Linked DNA regions of Mus musculus: region 1 is linked to region 2. A link is a loop called in an ENCODE intact Hi-C map of the cell type or tissue named here. Cell type or tissue: left cerebral cortex. All regions are shown on one strand. Each heading gives the region's core, and the rest is flanking DNA. Links, peaks and the distances in the headings are about the cores only. Region 1 overlaps Kif5c (kinesin family member 5C). Region 2 overlaps Lypd6b (LY6/PLAUR domain containing 6B).

Evidence for each region. A loop is a pair of places that touch in the nucleus more often than their neighbours do. Peaks named below come from ENCODE experiments on the same cell type or tissue, not always from the same donor. Only the 100,000 strongest peaks of a DNase experiment are listed, where the experiment ranks them.
Region 1: it touches region 2 in a loop (2.2-fold over the local background); 3 of 42 quality-filtered maps call a loop at or near these places.

What each region holds. Positions count from the first base shown.
Region 1 is chr2:49,772,364-49,780,697 of GRCm38, forward strand. Kif5c (kinesin family member 5C) reads left to right here. Exons shown (of 26, transcript NM_008449.3): 26 at 1-2,415. Among named protein-coding and RNA genes, the nearest start is that of Lypd6b, 11 kb to the right of the region's middle. In left cerebral cortex, for the core only: CTCF peaks have their summits at 3,598 (motif pointing left) and 5,521 (motif pointing left); DNase peaks (open chromatin) are centred at 3,590, 4,487, 4,684 and 5,169.
Region 2 is chr2:49,914,383-49,922,716 of GRCm38, forward strand. The region is part of intron 2 of Lypd6b (LY6/PLAUR domain containing 6B); the gene reads left to right. Among named protein-coding and RNA genes, the nearest start is that of Lypd6b, 130 kb to the left of the region's middle. In left cerebral cortex, for the core only: no CTCF peak of the experiment used is centred there; DNase peaks (open chromatin) are centred at 4,436 and 4,579.

The DNA.
Region 1 (8,334 bases), core at 105-8,104, 140 kb before region 2:
AGTAGTCAAGCGTTTCAAGAGAAACTGGCAGGCTTCAGTGAGTCGCTACTATGTGCTGCTATTTGTTTTCATGAATTTGTGGTTTAGATAGTAACATCCCCATTCATCTCAGAGAAATGACCCATCCTGTCATCTTATGTGCCCAAGAAGTGTGAGCTCACACCTTCTTCTGAAGCTGGTACCCCTGGAGTAAGGGGAGACTCTAGGCTTTCTCAAGGCTGTGAGGGTGGGGTAGAAAAAGTTAATGTGTGTGCTTATGCACATGCGTGTGTGAAATGTTGATGGCTGTGTATATTACCTCCAGGATTCTGTTGTATAGTCCTTTCCTAACACTGATTTGACTTAATTTATTTGTTAGATGTTGCCCTTTATAACAGTGTTTTGTTTTTAATTAGGTGTGAAAAGAAGACAACTTCTATTGAAGTATTTATTTTACAAAGATGATTTTGTGTTTACCTGTGTTCACTTTGTTTCATGTTGTTGCCACTGTTGGCTGCTATTGGAGTCTGATGGAGGGGTCCTTTGCAGGGCAAGTCTGCAAACCCCGTCAGTACCAACTGATGCCAGGTTAGAAGCTTGCTGTCTATGTTTGCTTCTGACTCGGAAACTGAAACGTTGGCCTTTAAGAGGGCTACCAATGGGATGCGTCTTGTCTAGAGGACCTGCTATTGTCTTTTAGACTTGTGTTTAGAAACTGGGTACGGGTCAGTAATACCCCATTCTTGGCTTTCATTAGCAGCCATTATAAAATGGATGATTTTAGATTCTTTCTAAAGCACTTTTCCCCCTAGGTTCCCATTTTCTACTTCTGAAGAGTTGTGGGGCACTTTCAAGTTTTAAAAGGCAGCATTCGTTTGTAGTTCACATTACTTGATCTCTACAAGGGCCTTACAAAATTCACTGTACTTTTATTCACAGAGAAAGTTGGCTTTGATGTCTTTTAGAGATAATTCTGCTAGTTGCTGATCAGCCAGTCAGTTCATCTAGCGCCAGTCTTTATAAGACCTCTAATCGAATTTTCTCACACTGTGACTAAAAGCTAGGCACGTCATTGGAACAGATCATGTGGTTTATTCAAGCAATCCCTAATCTCACATTGTCTATTAATTCCTTTATCAGAACAGTGTGCTCTCGGGCCGCTTTTTTAAAAGGCCATGTTTATAAAGTTTTCATTGTTTGACAGGCTGTTACATTCTATATTCTAGCTGTAAAAATCCCACTTCTGAACAGCCAAGTGGATGGCTCCATTTCGTCACATGTTTCACATTGCTGGAATGTATGCCAGTGTATGTTCTCTGAATAATTTACTATCTCATGCCTACTTCTTGAAAGTTTACTCTGAGATGCCGTAGGAGTGCAGCCAGATGGTTTAGACAAATAACCTCTGCCTGCCAGCCGTTGGGGTGATGATTAGAATGTTATTGAAGATAGTGGTTATGGTTGGGGCTTATAATGCCGACTGCATTTGATCAGTCCTTAGAGAATCCTGAATGTAGGTCTCATCTCTTCAAATGCTGAGCAGTTTGCTTTAGTGGGCATCAGGTAAAACAGTCAGAGGTGTTAGCCTTTTAAAAGACGGAGAATCACATGGTGAAGAATTCATAGAAGTGTTGTAATAAATGAAGGGCTAAAAATGTTTGACTAGAATGTAGATCCAGTGACACCTTGAAGCCTCCAAGTCCATATAGAGATGTGAGCTTGAGGGAATGGGGTTTGTGTCAGCTTCTCTTTCCTAGAATAGCTAAAGGATCGTAAAGCTTCAGTCACCCCTTCCTTTGTAGGGCAGGCGCCACGGGGACTCTGGGTAGAAGACATTGGGGGACACTTGTCATTAGCAGAAGTTTGTCATTGGGCAGGTTTTACTTCATTGTCCCATGCTGGCTATCTTGAGCAAGCTAAAGAACCATCACTGTTTAAAACTGCTTCCTAACAGGGTTTTGAGTTTTAAACAACTGTTGAGTAAGGACCAGATAACTGCCAAAGGAAACACTGGTCTGTGAAGTCTGCTTATTTACTGAGAACTGTGTATCAACTTTTAAACACTTCCCATGTGTGCAGATAAAAGGGGAATAGGGCTTTCTGTAGAATTCTATCTGTCTAGTTTGTAAAGTGTCATGTGTACTGCAGATGTCTGTTCTCTGGGCTTTATGTTCTGTACAGTAGATTTCATTAAGAAAAATTGTGGACAAACTTGTTTCTGTGGTTTGATGGGGGAGAATGGCGATGTGTATTTAAATAGCTATCCTGTGAGATAGAAATGTCCCCAAAGATCTGGAAGTAACCCTCCCTGGCCCTCGGAAAACTCTGGCTATCTCCTAGGTTCTAAAATGAAGATGTATGGATACTCTGGCAGACTGCATGTTGTATAATTTGAAAATACTCAAAACTGGACAATAAAACTGAGTTAAACTTTGACTGGTCTGGTGTCCTTATTTGAGCCCCAGCAGGGTATCTTGACAAGAAGTCAGGAAGTGTGTGTTGGAATGAAGCATGTTTTGAAAGAAGTCACTCCAACATGAACCACCTAAGTCAAAGCTTTGTTCTTTTTTGTTGCTGGCTTTTTGTTGTTGAGGTTTTTTTATTTCCCCTCTAGGTATGTGCTTAATTTTTTTTTTTTTTTCATGCCTGGCAGTGGTGGTGCACACCTTTAATCCCAGTCCAGCACTCTGGAGTCAGAGGCAGGTTGATCTCTGAGTTTGAGGTCAGCTTGAACTACAGTGAGTTCTAGGAAAGCCAAGGCTACACAGAGAAACCCTGCCTTTAAAAAACCAAACCAAACCAACCAACCAACCAAACAAACAAACAAAAAATTGCTTTCACAGTGAAACTAAAATTATAGTAATTCTATTTTTATCTCTAAAAAATAGATAAAGATTTTTAGGTGTGTTTTCTCATCAGAGTGGCAGGATTAATGGAGGAAGATTTCTATTTTGGTTCTCGGTTTCATAGTGTCTCCGCTCTACTAGGGGAAAGCAGCATGGCTAAGAAGCTCTGCCCTGGCAGTGGGGGTATCTGCCAATGACTCAGCAAAACAGCAAGCAGGTGAGAGTTTGGACTGCTTGAGAAAAGCGCCTGTTCTCATGGCAGGCATGGAACACTGTCCTCCTTCATCTGAGAAAACAAGGGTCCTGCCTATGCTGAAGGCCTCCTGGAATCATTTGAGAACGTTGGGGGCCACTTGTGGTCCTGCTGTGTGTTGGTTTTTAGTTTTAAGGTACAGATCTGAAGTCTCATGAGATGACACTAGAGTCTGAGGCTTCTGGAGAATAACCAATGACAGGACCCTGGATTATTTGCTTAATCACATTTTTTTTAAAACAAGAAACTCATTGCCGCCTGTGACTGGGGTCATGTGACCACAACTGGAATTGCATGTGTAAAATATCTTTGTTGCTGTTGTTAATGGTGTATGGGAGCCAGACAATGAGCCTCTCTGCTTTAATCAATTAAAAATGGAAAAGATGGGGCTGGAGTGAAGGCTTAGAATTTAAGAGCACTGGCTCCTCTTCCAGATGGCCCAGGGTTCAATTACCAGTATACATAGGGTGACTCACAACCCTTCCTAACTGTAGTCCTAGAGGATCTGATGCCCTCTTCTGGTCTCTGAGGGCTCTGCATGCACATGGCTCATAGACTTACATGCAGGAAAATCACCCATACAAGATAATAAAATGACAATAAAATTAAAGATAATAAAATTAAAGAATATCTAAATGGAAAAGAGGAGTGCTAAATGAATGCCTAGTGAGGGTAATGGTGGGCCCCACAAATACCGTGCTTTTATGATATCTATCCAGCTATCTAGAAATTATTCTGCACACATAGATTATATCTATCCAGCTATCTAGAAATTATTCTGCACACATAGATTATGATATCTATCCAGCTATCTAGAAATTATTCTGTCCAGATAGGACATTGATGAAAGAAATGGGTGTGGTTAACATCACCCTTGTTTGTTTAAGATGGGGAGCAGTCCTCTGAAAGAAACAAATCACCAAGCACATTTGAGTGTTCACAAGATGACCCCACAGATGAGGAACATGGCCCTGCACTGCAGTGGGGCTACCATGGCAGTCCTTAGGATGAGGTCTTTCTCCAGGTCTCCGATCCCTGGCTCTGAGATATCCCTAAGCTTTCCCCAGAAGCTCTGAGCTGAAGCATCTTCAGAACAAAGTGAACTGAAGAGCGATTTGCCAAGGCAGTCACTGGTGACATGAGCAGTGCTGCCTTGGTGACATTCCTGACAGCCATGTCTTGTAATGTGTCTTAGGGACATAATACACTGAACAGAAGTGGGAGGAGGCATTGCTCTGACACCTGAGATGACAGTGTGGGAGCCCTGACAAGAGGCCTCGAGCTGTGGGCTTGGTACTTTCTCCTTGACATTCGGTGGTTCTTCAAACTGCAAAGAAAACAGTTTCTGTCTGTTTAGTTGGGCTCAGAACCACTGTTGGAGGCCTTTTCTTACTGCGCCATGACTGGCAAAGGCTGGGCTCTGCATTTGTTCTCCATCCCTTGTGAAAGGTGTGCTTTTATTTCATCTTCAAGTCCCAAATAGCCTAGCACTTCCTAACCCCTCACCATTCCCATGATGGAACTCTTAAAAGATTCTCATAAGACAGCTATTATGAAGATTTATGCATAGCAAAATGTTATTCCTACAGAATGTGTAAATTAGGGATATCTCGGAGCTAGTTTTAGATGGCATGTGACAGCATCAGGAACTTAAAATACCCAGAAAGCCACAGTAAGCAGTCAATGAGTTTTGGAGAGCATTCTGGCTGGGCGCCAGACACTATTTTAAGTGCGTTACATGTATTAATCCATCTAATCCTCCTAATAACCCCATGAGCTAGGCACTGTTATCTTCTTTTCACAGGTGAGGAAAGGGCACAGAGAGGTTAAATAGCTTGTCCAAGTTCTCCCAGCTGGCAAGGGGAGGAGGCAGGATTTAAAATCTGCTTCTAAGGCTTGTGTGTTCAACAGCTAGTAACACTGCCTTTCAACACAATGATTGTGTGTGGGGGGGGGGGGGGCGCACAGATCGATAACCAGTGACTGATCTCAGGAACCTTTTATTAGGGATAGATACAAATTTCGTACTTCAGTAACTTTTCGTAGGAATCAGACTATGATGGCGTCATAGTCTGAATCACTTCAACCAGTCAGGGTTACTTGGGGTAATATGGAGTGGGATGCAAGGGTGCCTCCAGACACTGAGCTCTAGGAAGGAAGAATATATACTCCAGCAGCACCCTTGTCCCTGGAAGAATCTCAACACATAACACACTTAGTCGTGAATCAACCCTTGTCATAACTTGCTAATTGTATGTCTGTAAAAATTTGACATTATGCGTAAGTTTTCTCTTCAAGACAAAGTATATAACATATACTTAAGTCAGGAGGACCAACACATGCTTGCCCTACCTCAACAGGCTCCTGAAGAAAGTCCAATGGTACTGGATAGTGGTTCTTTTGTCGCCATGGATGTGGGAGGCCCTCTAGAGGCAGCCCATGCAACCCCTGCTGAGAGCTGCTGCCCCACCCCCTGGCCTGTCACAATGATTAATAGGATTTCATTTTAGAGCTTAGGTTTTAGAAAAAGCAAACATGCCAATCATACCACACATGCACACGCAAGTCCAACTACAGGAAGGGGTGGGAACAGAGTCGGGTTCCCTTAAAGCTCCCCATGTAGCCATAGATTCCCGTTACCCAGGCCTGGCCTATGGGGACTTTTCTGATGAGCTGCCAAGGGTTGGCAAGGGCTGCATAGAGTGCTGATGGGATGCTAACTTCATCAGACAGCTCCAGATCTTAGCTCCAAAGGCCTTGTAGACAGCAGATATTCCTAGAGTATAGGTTATTGGGCAGTGATTCAGCAGAGCTATTCCACAGCACAAAGGAAGACAGACTCGACCATGGCGCCAACTCTCAGTTTCTGTTTGACCAGCTAGAGAATAATAAGCATTTGACATTGCAGGCTCAAAGATCTCATGTCCATACCCAGACCATAAAGGTTTAGCTCACTGTCCACTGTATACTTATTTGGATTGTAGGGATCAAATGAGAGTGTATAGGAAAGTACTCTGTGCTTCTTAAATATAAGTGAGCGCTATTGGGGCAGACAACCTGGGAGAAAACATCTCCACTTTTTTCTATTGCCTTCCATGTATCTCCCCGACACATAGAAGAACGGGTAAAGGCAGCGTTAGGATTCATTGGCTTCTACCCAGTGAAATTAAATCTCTTTATTGCCCTCTGTCTTGAGGCTCTCATTCCTTCCTAATCATCTGGGGTGCTATAATGAAGTGGCATGGGACCAGGTCACATACACAGGGCCATCTATTCCTCCCTATGCTGGAGCCTGAGAGTCCAAGGTCAGGATGTCAGTGTGGTTGCCGTCTGGTGAAGAAGGCCTCCAAATTGCATGCTTCTGACTTTTCTAGTGCCTTAACATCCGCAGAACAGGGGCTCTCTGGAGACCTTTTCCTTAGAGAGCTAATCTCATTCATGAGGGCTCCATTCTGGAGACCTAGTCACCTTCCATGGTGGTTTGAATGAGAATGCCCCCATAGGCTCATCTATTTAAATGCTTGGTCACCAGGAAGTGGCATTATTTGAAAGGATTAGAAGGTGCGGCCTTGTTGGAGAGAGTGTGTCATTGGGGGTGGATTTTGAGTTTTCTAAAAGCTCATGCCAAACCTAGATTCGCTCCCTCTCCCTTTTCCGCCTCTCCTCTCCTCTCCTCTCCTCTCCTCTCCTCTCCTCTCCTCTCCTCTCCTCTCCTCTCCTCTCCTCTCCTCTCCTCTCCTCTCCTCTCCTCTCCTCTCCTCTCCCCTCCCCTCCCCTCCCCTCCCCTCCCCTCCCCTCCCCTCCCCTCCCCTCCCCTCCCCTCCCCTCCCCTCCCCTCTCCTCTCTTCCCCTCAACTCTCCTCGCCTCTCCTCAACTCTCCTCCCCTCTCCTCAACTCTCCTCCCCTCTCCCTCTCCCCTCCCCCTCCTCCTCCCTCTCCCTCTCTCTCTGTCTATGGCTCAGGATATTGAACTCTCCGCTACTTCTCCAGAATCATTTCTGCCTGTTTGCCACAGTGTTCCTCACCACAGTGTCTTAACATCCACAGAACAGGGCTCTCTGGAGACCTTTTCAGAAGAGAGCTAATCTCATTCAAGAGTGCTCCATTCTGGGGACCTAGTCACCTTCAGAGGACTAACCTCTGAAACTGTAAGCAAGCTCACAATTAAATGCTTTAAAAAAAAAATGAGTTGCCTTGTTCATAGTTTCTCTTCCCAGCAGTAGAATAGTGACTAAGACACCTTCCCATAGGCCCCGGCTCTGTATACCATCACACTGGAATTAAGTTTTGGCGTATGTGTTGGGGTTGGGGTGGGAACCTCTCCACCCTCCCTTCCTGAGAGGAAAAGCAGCTCAGATGTTACATGGGTGGAGAGCATGCCATGGCCTGTAAGTAACTGTGGTGAGGTTTCAGGCTCATTTCTACGCTGTGCCTTGAGGCTTTTCACGCCGGAGAGCTTGTCAGGAGTCGAGTCCTGACCTTGGATAATGGGCCAAGTCCATGCTGTTTCCCATGGATGGAGGAAGAATCGTGGTAATCACAGTTAATGCCAGGAGATGAAATCCCAGGGGCTTTTGAAGGAGCTTAGCAAATTCCCTACAGGGAGCTAGAGACACTCAGGAGTCATTAAACCAAATTGCACACAAAGCACATTCGGCTTCTGCCAGAATCTAGAATGTTTTCTATAGCAAGGCCAGGTAGGTACCTGAGGACTCCCTTCCAGACTCTGCAGACACAAGAAGTTGCCCCCTCCACTGCACCAGCCCACTGTGCTGTGTCCACGGGCCTGCTGTGCATAAATAGGAGATAACAGTGGTCACAGACTTTGCTCTGTATGCGTTATCTCTGGAAACCTATGAGAAATCCCGGGTAGCAGCAGGTGGAGGAACCTGACCATGCCCCAGAGCTCAGGCCCTTCCTTCTGTTGTGGTCTATTTCAAAGGTTCAGAGTTGTAGCTATTACTGAATGCTACTCCCAACTTCCCCTAAGAATTGTAAATAAAATAAACAATGTCTTTCAAAGTGGTTCTCCTTTATTTACATGGAGCAAATAAACGGAGGAGTTCTTAACACATCAGTAAGTATGTAGGGGCAACTTGAGGATCTTCTGGCAGACAACGGAACAGCAGGATAGAAGAGGAGCATACAGAACCACCATGTTCTCTTCAGGTCACATGGCTCCTGCCACTTCCTACATATCACTTCCTGCATGTGGTAGGCAGAACTGTCCAGGCAGGGTCTGTTTTGTACAAACC
Region 2 (8,334 bases), core at 42-8,041:
GTCTGGCCCTAGTGACCCTTATGTTAAGGGACTGTAAGCTCAGACTGGCATTTACACAGCCTTGAGCTGTCAGGCCTTTGAACTACACAACCAAATTCCCAAGTCTTCATATTGAAGATGGCTGATTTATATGTGTACAAAATCCCTCTCCTTCGTGTGTGTGGTTGGTACTATTTCTCTAGAGACCCTAAGATATTCATGAGCATAATTGTGCTTTACTGAGATGTTCTAAAGATGAGACTCATTTGTGCATTTCTGGATGTTAAGAAGACATGGTGTTTGCCAGTTATCTATAACATTCATCCAAGTGAATCTCTGTCAGGTGAAGCCTTGGCCATTCTGAGTTTACTTGTTCATTCTACAAACCAAAGCGTATAAGTTTACATTTTGGCCTGGTGTTGAATTCAGCTTAATTCCAAGCCTTTTTAAATAGATCTTGATTCCTGGGTGTAGCATGTTGGCTGCCCTTCCTGGCATGATGCCATCATTAGGCTGATAAGAATTCTTCTTATCATTACTCGTGGTCGATAAAAAATTTTGAACAAATAAATAAAGACAAGGTTCTACCTCTCCTGCTGGGCAGTTAGTGTTGAGGCTTGCCTGTTAAAAACATTATTCGGTGGCTCACAATTTGCCATCCCTCCCCTAAAGATACAAATGTTATATAGTGCCCTATTAAAACCTATGTCCTTCGTAAAACTGCACTGATGTGATAGCTTGGAACTGTGTTTTGATGGAAAGGCAATTAGTCGGGCAATATTTTACTTTAATTTACTGTCTTATATCTCATCAATCTGTGCTTCCTTTTGTGTTTGTTCACAAGCCAACTGCTTTTTAACATGTGCCTTTATTTATTAATCCAGAAAAATGTTGGTTTGTGAATCATCAGTATCATATATAAGTACTCAGTATAAGACATGGTGCTTGCCTTCCAAGTGTTACAGTTAAGAGAAAGGAAAATATATATAATTATAACACTCTGTTGGTAAACATATACAAGCATTTATTTGTGTGACTTACAATAAGGATGGAGTTTTATAAACAATATAGTAAATATAATGCCTAGTAAATCAACGTCTTAGACAATAAGCAGCTGCCTGGAGATCTCAAAAGTCAGGGCAGGCACTGTTCATTACAGAGTAAGGACCCAGTGATAAGTGTTGGGAAGGGAAAAAGGGCATTTGAAGAATGGAATGAAGCCTTCCTTAGTCAGCTGCCTGGAGACTGGACTCTAGACTTGGCTTGATGTCTCCCACAGCTCCTGATCCTCTGACTGTGTCTTGTACTTGGCCACTTTATCTGCTAAGCTTCTTGTCCTTTTCTCAACCATCTATAGACCTCCAAATTATGTCTGGTTTGCCGCTTTGATTATGTAGTCCTGGTAAAAGAAGTTTGCAGGCAGTTCACAGGACCTGTCTGGTGGTCACCTACATCCTGACATGACAGTCACCCCATGGATTGAACAGGGAGCAGTGGGACAATGGCCATAAAGAACCTCATGGGCAGCCCTATAGACATACTTCCAACACACTTTGAAATTAGAATAACACTTAGGATTTAAATCTCCCATAAGTACACGTAGAAAATGCCTACCCTTTTACACCACCACTCGCTCCTAACAGGTGACATCCAGCCTTCTTTACTTTGAATGTTTTGTGTGCTTCCATCTTGGGTGAGTTATCTGCAGATTTGAAGTGGATCATACCAGCTGCATGCGAGGTTTACAGAGCATGGAAGGTGGTGCATCAGTCACTCCCAGAGGCACTACAGAGGGTTTTGTAGTTGAAGATAAAATTCTCAGCAGTGGTCTGAAGAGAAATACCTTCAAAGCTTTGAGCAGAGTGGGTCTGTCCAGTGCCACAAGAGAGCAAACCTGGACACCCAATGGTCACCTTCTTCAACCACATTCCCCTCTGTTTCTCTTTTGTAGCATGAAACTCTTTCAGGTTTTCATGGTTGGCTGTCGGTTCTTATCAGCTGGCAAGGCAGTTGACTAAGGTGCTCACTCAGCATCACTAAGATGCTTAGGAGTCTGCTTCCAGTGTCCTGGCAGTAATGAGAGGTTTACTGTAGTCAGTTGCTCAAGGTCTTCTTCCATCCGGCCAGTTCCGGTCTGTTCCCCACCCCCTTTGTTTGGAGATAGGTGTCTTCCCTTTTGTAAAGAAAATGAACGTAAATTATCAGGGACAGTGAAATACCAGGATGCTTTGCCCTGCGATCTAGCTTGGAAGGAGGTGGTGCACCGTCTGTGAGCAGATTGCATGCCTGCCGGTACTTCATTCTCCAGGGAACTTCCGCAGGGCCTATGCAGAGCCTGTTCCTAGGGTTGAGGGTGGCTCAGCTGAATATGCCACACCTAACAAAGATCTCAGACATGCTCTTTTTCTTACACAGCCTGGACTGTCTCCTTGCTCCTGAGTGTTCCTACAGTGGACAGTGAGATCCCTGGAGGACGGATAGCATTGGCCAAGTGTTTACTATTGACCAGGCATGGTGCAAACCACTGTCATCGTCCCTCTTCATTCCTCGGATTTGCTTCTCACTGGAGACCTGAAATATAACTTAGATCATTGTACTGAGGATAGAGAGGAATTTGAGACGTTAAGAGGCTGACAGTTCCTAAATGGACATCAGTCCTAAATTCAGGATGGGAACAAGGCATTCCGGACTCTGGTTAAATCCAGAACACATTTATCCTCACAAGCAGCTTGCTATGTTGAATAAGGAAGGCTGGATATTTAATCCCTAGGCTTCTCTTCCTTCCCTTCTTTCCTTCCTCCATTAATGTCAGGGCCTTAATATTAGTCTTTCATCTTTTAGAAAAAAACCTACATTTCAAGGACAGTACTTCATCACCCCTGGGCACTGGAGGTCAGTGTAAATTTAAGTAAAAGTGAGTTTCTTTCTCTTTACTCTGGCCTCCCCTGTTGGGAAGCCCTGGCCCTGGCCCTGGCCCTGGCCCTGCCATGCAGTCCCATGCAATGGCCGCTAGCTCACCTTGCGTTTGAAATTTTATTTTCCGTTTAACATCAGAAATGCCATTCTTTCTGGTCCTAACACATTGTCAACGTGATCTTCTCAGCCTGATGACTGTTTGATGGGCTCCTGGAAGCCTGCTGCTCCTCTTTCTCAACCGTGGTACGTTCCTGTGCTTATTCTAGCCAGTAGGTCTTCTCAATAAATCCATCAAAGGCCGGGCCAGTCTGCACAAAGCACACCTCCCACCTTCCGGGGAGGATTGAAGTGCAGTCTTTAGAGCTTGCCTGGTGAAGCACGAAAGTATACATCTGTGCGTTCCGTTCACGTATGGCTACTGCCGTGGTAGGGAGATTGCATTGTTTCTCCATGAGCTAATTAGTAGTGTTCCAAGTTTGGGAGTGAGGAAGAATAGCTCAGGCCGTACACAGTGATGTAGGAATCATTGACCTGTGACAAGCAGGGGATAGAAGTGCATTCTGGGAGTCCCACTTTGCTGTCCATAGTGATGCTTAAGTGCCAGTTATTTTGGAAGAATGCAAAGGGCAGTCCATGAATTGAGTTGCCAGGTTGGTGATCCAGGAGGCTTATATTCTCCCCCACAATTACAGGTCTTTGACAGAAATCAGAATTCTCCGAAGTGGTGCAGACGGGTTCAGGCAGCTACACAAGATATTTTACCTCTCAGACCAAGTCCTTTCCTTTCAGTGGCTCTTAGCAGCTAGTTGGCAATGTAGATAACTGTTGTAAAGTCCGGATTTTTTTTTTTTTATGTTGGTGAATTGCTTGTGAAGTCTACAGAGCTGTGTGATTTATTAAGTAGATTTTATATTTCTAACAGGGAGGATTAAAAAGACAAGCTCTACTGCTCCGATCAGCACATATGCTGTGGATGTAATTGTTTCTCCAGATTTTTAGCTGGTGTGTTTTTCTGTTAGCAGGATAGGCCAGCTCCTGATTTTATTTTTTTTTTAAAACCACACATTCTGGAGATCCAGGCATTAATCAGTTTGCAGAGAGCTGCCAATTCCTATCTTCCAGTCTCTTGCCACCAGCAAAATCTCAAACTACGCCTCACTCTTCTGCATCTTCTATCTTGAAGGGGGTGTACTATCTTGGGGGTGCAGCTCTTCGGGACCTTCAACTCTAACATCGCTTGCTTTCTCCAGCTTTTCTGAATTAAGAGCAAACACCTCAGCTGCTTCCCAATTCTCTTTGTTACTAGATAATTCACAAAGCTGGTAGGAAAAATTTCAGCATTGAGTTCAGACATAAACTGCTACATCTTCAGTAGAAACTTGCCACAAAATGTTATCACCTTTATTTATTTTCCCTGACAATGAGAAAAGGGAAGGAGATTTGTATGCTGGGGAATCTGCTTCGCTGACTGGAGAGGAGGCGGCTTCTGCTTTGCCTAACTTCTCTCCAGAAGATTTAATCAGTGTGCGCCGTCAAGAAAGAAGGATGGTCTCGCCTCCTGAAGATGCTTTGTCTGAAATGATAAACACAGTTAAGGTGACAGCAGGCCCGCGTGCAAAGTGAGGGAACTCTTGTTTATGACTGGAATATACAAAGACAGATTTACCAGGGGCTTTGTGCCTTTTTTTTCTCCTTCCCTAAACTTCCTGATTCAGCAGATGGTGCTGGGGCTGCAACTATGCTGCTCTGCGTAGAAACCCAGCCAAGCCGAATGATTCTTCACTCATAGGTGCTTCTAGGTAGTAATTCTTTGGTAGCAGTAGGAGTCCAGGCAGGTCTCAGTTCTTTATATTTCCCAACACTTGCAGCCTTTCCTCAAGGTGGTTGTTGTTGGTGGTGGTTGTGGGTGTCTTTTATTTCGACCTTAGTCTTAGTGTATCAGAGAATTCTAATGGAAAAAGCAAAGCAAAGCAAAGCAAAACAAAACAAAACAAAAACAGAACAAAACAACAACACAACTCAACAGTTGAAACGTGATTGAGTCTGACATTTTCTCTTGTTTTCTGCCTTCAACCTTGTGCCTATGCTTTCCCATCCTTTCTTTCCCTTAGTATGTGACCACTCAGATCTGTCTGTCTGTCTGTCTGTCTGTCTGTCTGTCTCTCTCTCTCACACACACATACACACAGATATCAGCATGTATGCTTAGTTGTTGCATAATCACATCTATTTGTGGGGCACAGTGTGCTACTTGAGTATTGTACACAGTGTATCTGCATGGCCAGTCACTGTAAATCCAACCTTCCCTATTAGCTATTCTCAAGAATGTAACTAACTGCTGTCAACTATAATGACTGTGCCATTTGATGCAGCGTTTATGAGGTCTTCCTCCTCCCTAGCTCCGCCCTGTTCCCATTTCCTGTTTTCCCTCCCTCCCCTCTCCTCCAAGCCTGCCTAGCTACAGGTAATCACTGATCTGCTCTTACTCAATTCTATGAGAATAATATTTTTTTCAATTTTTTCAAAAGGTATCATTTAAACAGTGGACATATTTACGGGGAGTTATGTTATATTTTAATACATGAATACACTGTTTAATGTTCAAATCCAATTAAACACTTGTCTACTCAAACATTTCTATATTGTAGGTAAAACACTCAAAATCCTTTCTTGTAGCTTTTCAGAAATATGCAGTATATTATTACCACCAGTAGTCACTCTACTTGAAATAGAGCAACACTATTATTACTCTCATCTCATACAGGCTCATCACCATTGGCTAGTCTTTCTTTGCCCCTCCCTAGCCATCCACAGTTTTAGCTTCTGCATATTTAATGAGAAGGTGTTTTGCTTTTCTTCTTGTGCCTGCCTTGCTATTCTCTAAGTTCATCCGTGTTGTCCCCAAATAGCAGGATTTCCTCTTTTCATTGCTAGAGAGTAATCTGCTGCATAGCCATCACCATTTCTTTATCTATTTGTCTGCTATGAACCCCTATGTTCAGATTTTAAACTTTGTTTTTATCAATAGGGTTTCTTTTGTCTACTTTGCTCGCTCCTTCCTGTGAAGTCTGTTCATCGTTCCACCACCTTCTGAGTCCTGTGTACCAAGGTAGCAGACATAACCCCAGAATTCTACCTCTTCACAAGATTCCTTTTGCTAAGAGACGGGCTAACAATAATATATCTCCCTCGCCACCCTCTCGTGTGACTCTCCTTCAAGTGGGCATTGTGTATGAACACACATTATCTTAGGCACCCTACATCTTAACTGTTCTTCGTTTAGTAAGTGTCATTATTTTCGTTATGGTTTTGTCCTGTACAGCACTTCTTTTCAACCCCCTCTTTCCATTTTTATGCTGGCGATTTCAGGTAAAATCAGTTCTTTTTGTCAAAAATTTCCTTATATTTAAAAACTCCATGGTAATCCTCACAGCACTAGCCACACAGAAAGTACGCATATGCACTTGTTTTGTAGAAACTGACCTCTGATGCTGTTCATGTTTTTAAGAAAGAAATCTCTTTCCTGATACATTCTTCTCCTTTATCAATCTGTATCGTGTGTAGGTTTGTTGAGGTTTCTAGCATTTGGGGGACTGTTCCAGCCTGAGTGCAGCATCAGAAAAGTGATTCACTGCCTACTACAGAAGAGTCTATACTGGGGGAAGCAATTCTCCTTTGACCCAGTAGCAGACTTTCATGTGTTTGTCATTCGTACAATAGGTATATAGATACTATATATACTATATTATATATAATGATACATATACTATATAATAATATGTAATATATAGTACATGCTATATAATATATAGTAGATATTTACAAATGATTATTAAAAGAATAAAAGAGAAAAATGTCTTAGTAGGTAAAGGTGTCTGCCAACAAGCCTCATACATGTGTATGTGCACACACACACACACACACACACACCCAAAATAAGTAAATATAATTTTTTAAAGAATTAAAAGAATAAATATATAAAAGAGAATGCAATATATGTGTATATAAGCATGGATTATATAGACACATAAATATGGTGCTCAAGGAAATTTTACTTTTAAAAGTTGTATTCAGTTACTGCTTTTTCCATCAATAAAAACTCTAAAGATAAACTTGGAAAGATGGTGTCAGAGCACGACATTTCAAATCCAATATACAGTATAGTTACCCACCAAGCAGAAGCCAGCAGCATTCATGGTGTGGTGGTTTGAATAAGAATGCCTGCCATGGACTTAGAGATTTTAGTGCTTGGTCACCAGGGAGTGGCTCTATTAGGAGGTGTGGCCTTAGTGGAAAAAGAGTGTCACTGGGGGTGAGCTTTGGGGTTTCAAATGCTCAAGCCAGGCCCAGTCTCTCTGTCTCTCTCTGTCTCTCTCAGTCTCTCTCAGTCTCTCTCAGCCTCTCTCTGTCTCTCTCTGTCTCTGTCTCTCTCTCTCTCTCTGTCTGTCTGTCTCTCTCTCTCTCTCTTCCTCCCTGATGCCTACTGATCCAGTTGCAGAGCTCTCTCTCTCCAGCACAGTGTCTACTTGTAAGCCGCCATGCTCCCTAGCATGATGATAATGAACTAAACCCTTGAATTTAAACAAGCCCCCCAATTACATGTTTCCTTTTAGAAGAATTACCATGGTCATGGCATCTCTTCACAGCAATAGAAATCCTAACTAGGACACATGGAGTCACCAGTGTGTCACCATCAAGGATCTGCAAACCCTGACTGCTTTCTTAGATATAGGTCCGTTTTCTTTTCAGTACCAAGGACAGAACCTAGGTTCTCAACAGCGCATGCTTCGCATCCGTGTCCCTCTCCCTAAGGGGTCAGAGAGCCTAGACCCCATAAGGGGCTATGAGACAGTTCCTAGCCTTTTTCCACGCAGTCTCTTACTCAGAGGTGTAGAATCCTAGCACTAAGTGCTGCACTGGCTTATATCCTGCTGTCTACCACACATTTCATGCCTCATTAAGGGATTAAATTTCCGAGCCTCTGGGATTCCTCTTGACGGATTTCATAACAAGTGCGATCATTGGCTGGCAGTGGCTGCTATGGCTGTTGTTTTCCTACTTAGACATCAGCTTGGTACTTTCGCACCTTCGACCTTAATTTCTTTGCAAACTTTTACTGTTTTGAGTTAATGATAAGAAACGAGATAATTGTTGCCTCGGTATCTATATGATCGTGTGGTTTAGCGCACTCCGTGGACCTTGTCAGGCCTCATTGGAGCACTGTGCGTGAAACCCTTGTCCTGATGCATGCATTAGTTCTGTAAACGGCTCCTTAAAGGAAAATGTGACTTTCCTTTCACACCTCATTTCTTCATTCCACAAACATTCGGACCTTTGTTCCATGCCAGGCCCATTGCTGGGATGACAGTAGTGTAAAGAGGCCTCATTGTGGCAGGCTGAAGCTCTCCTTCCACATCTTTTCTTCTTCCCACTGAAGGA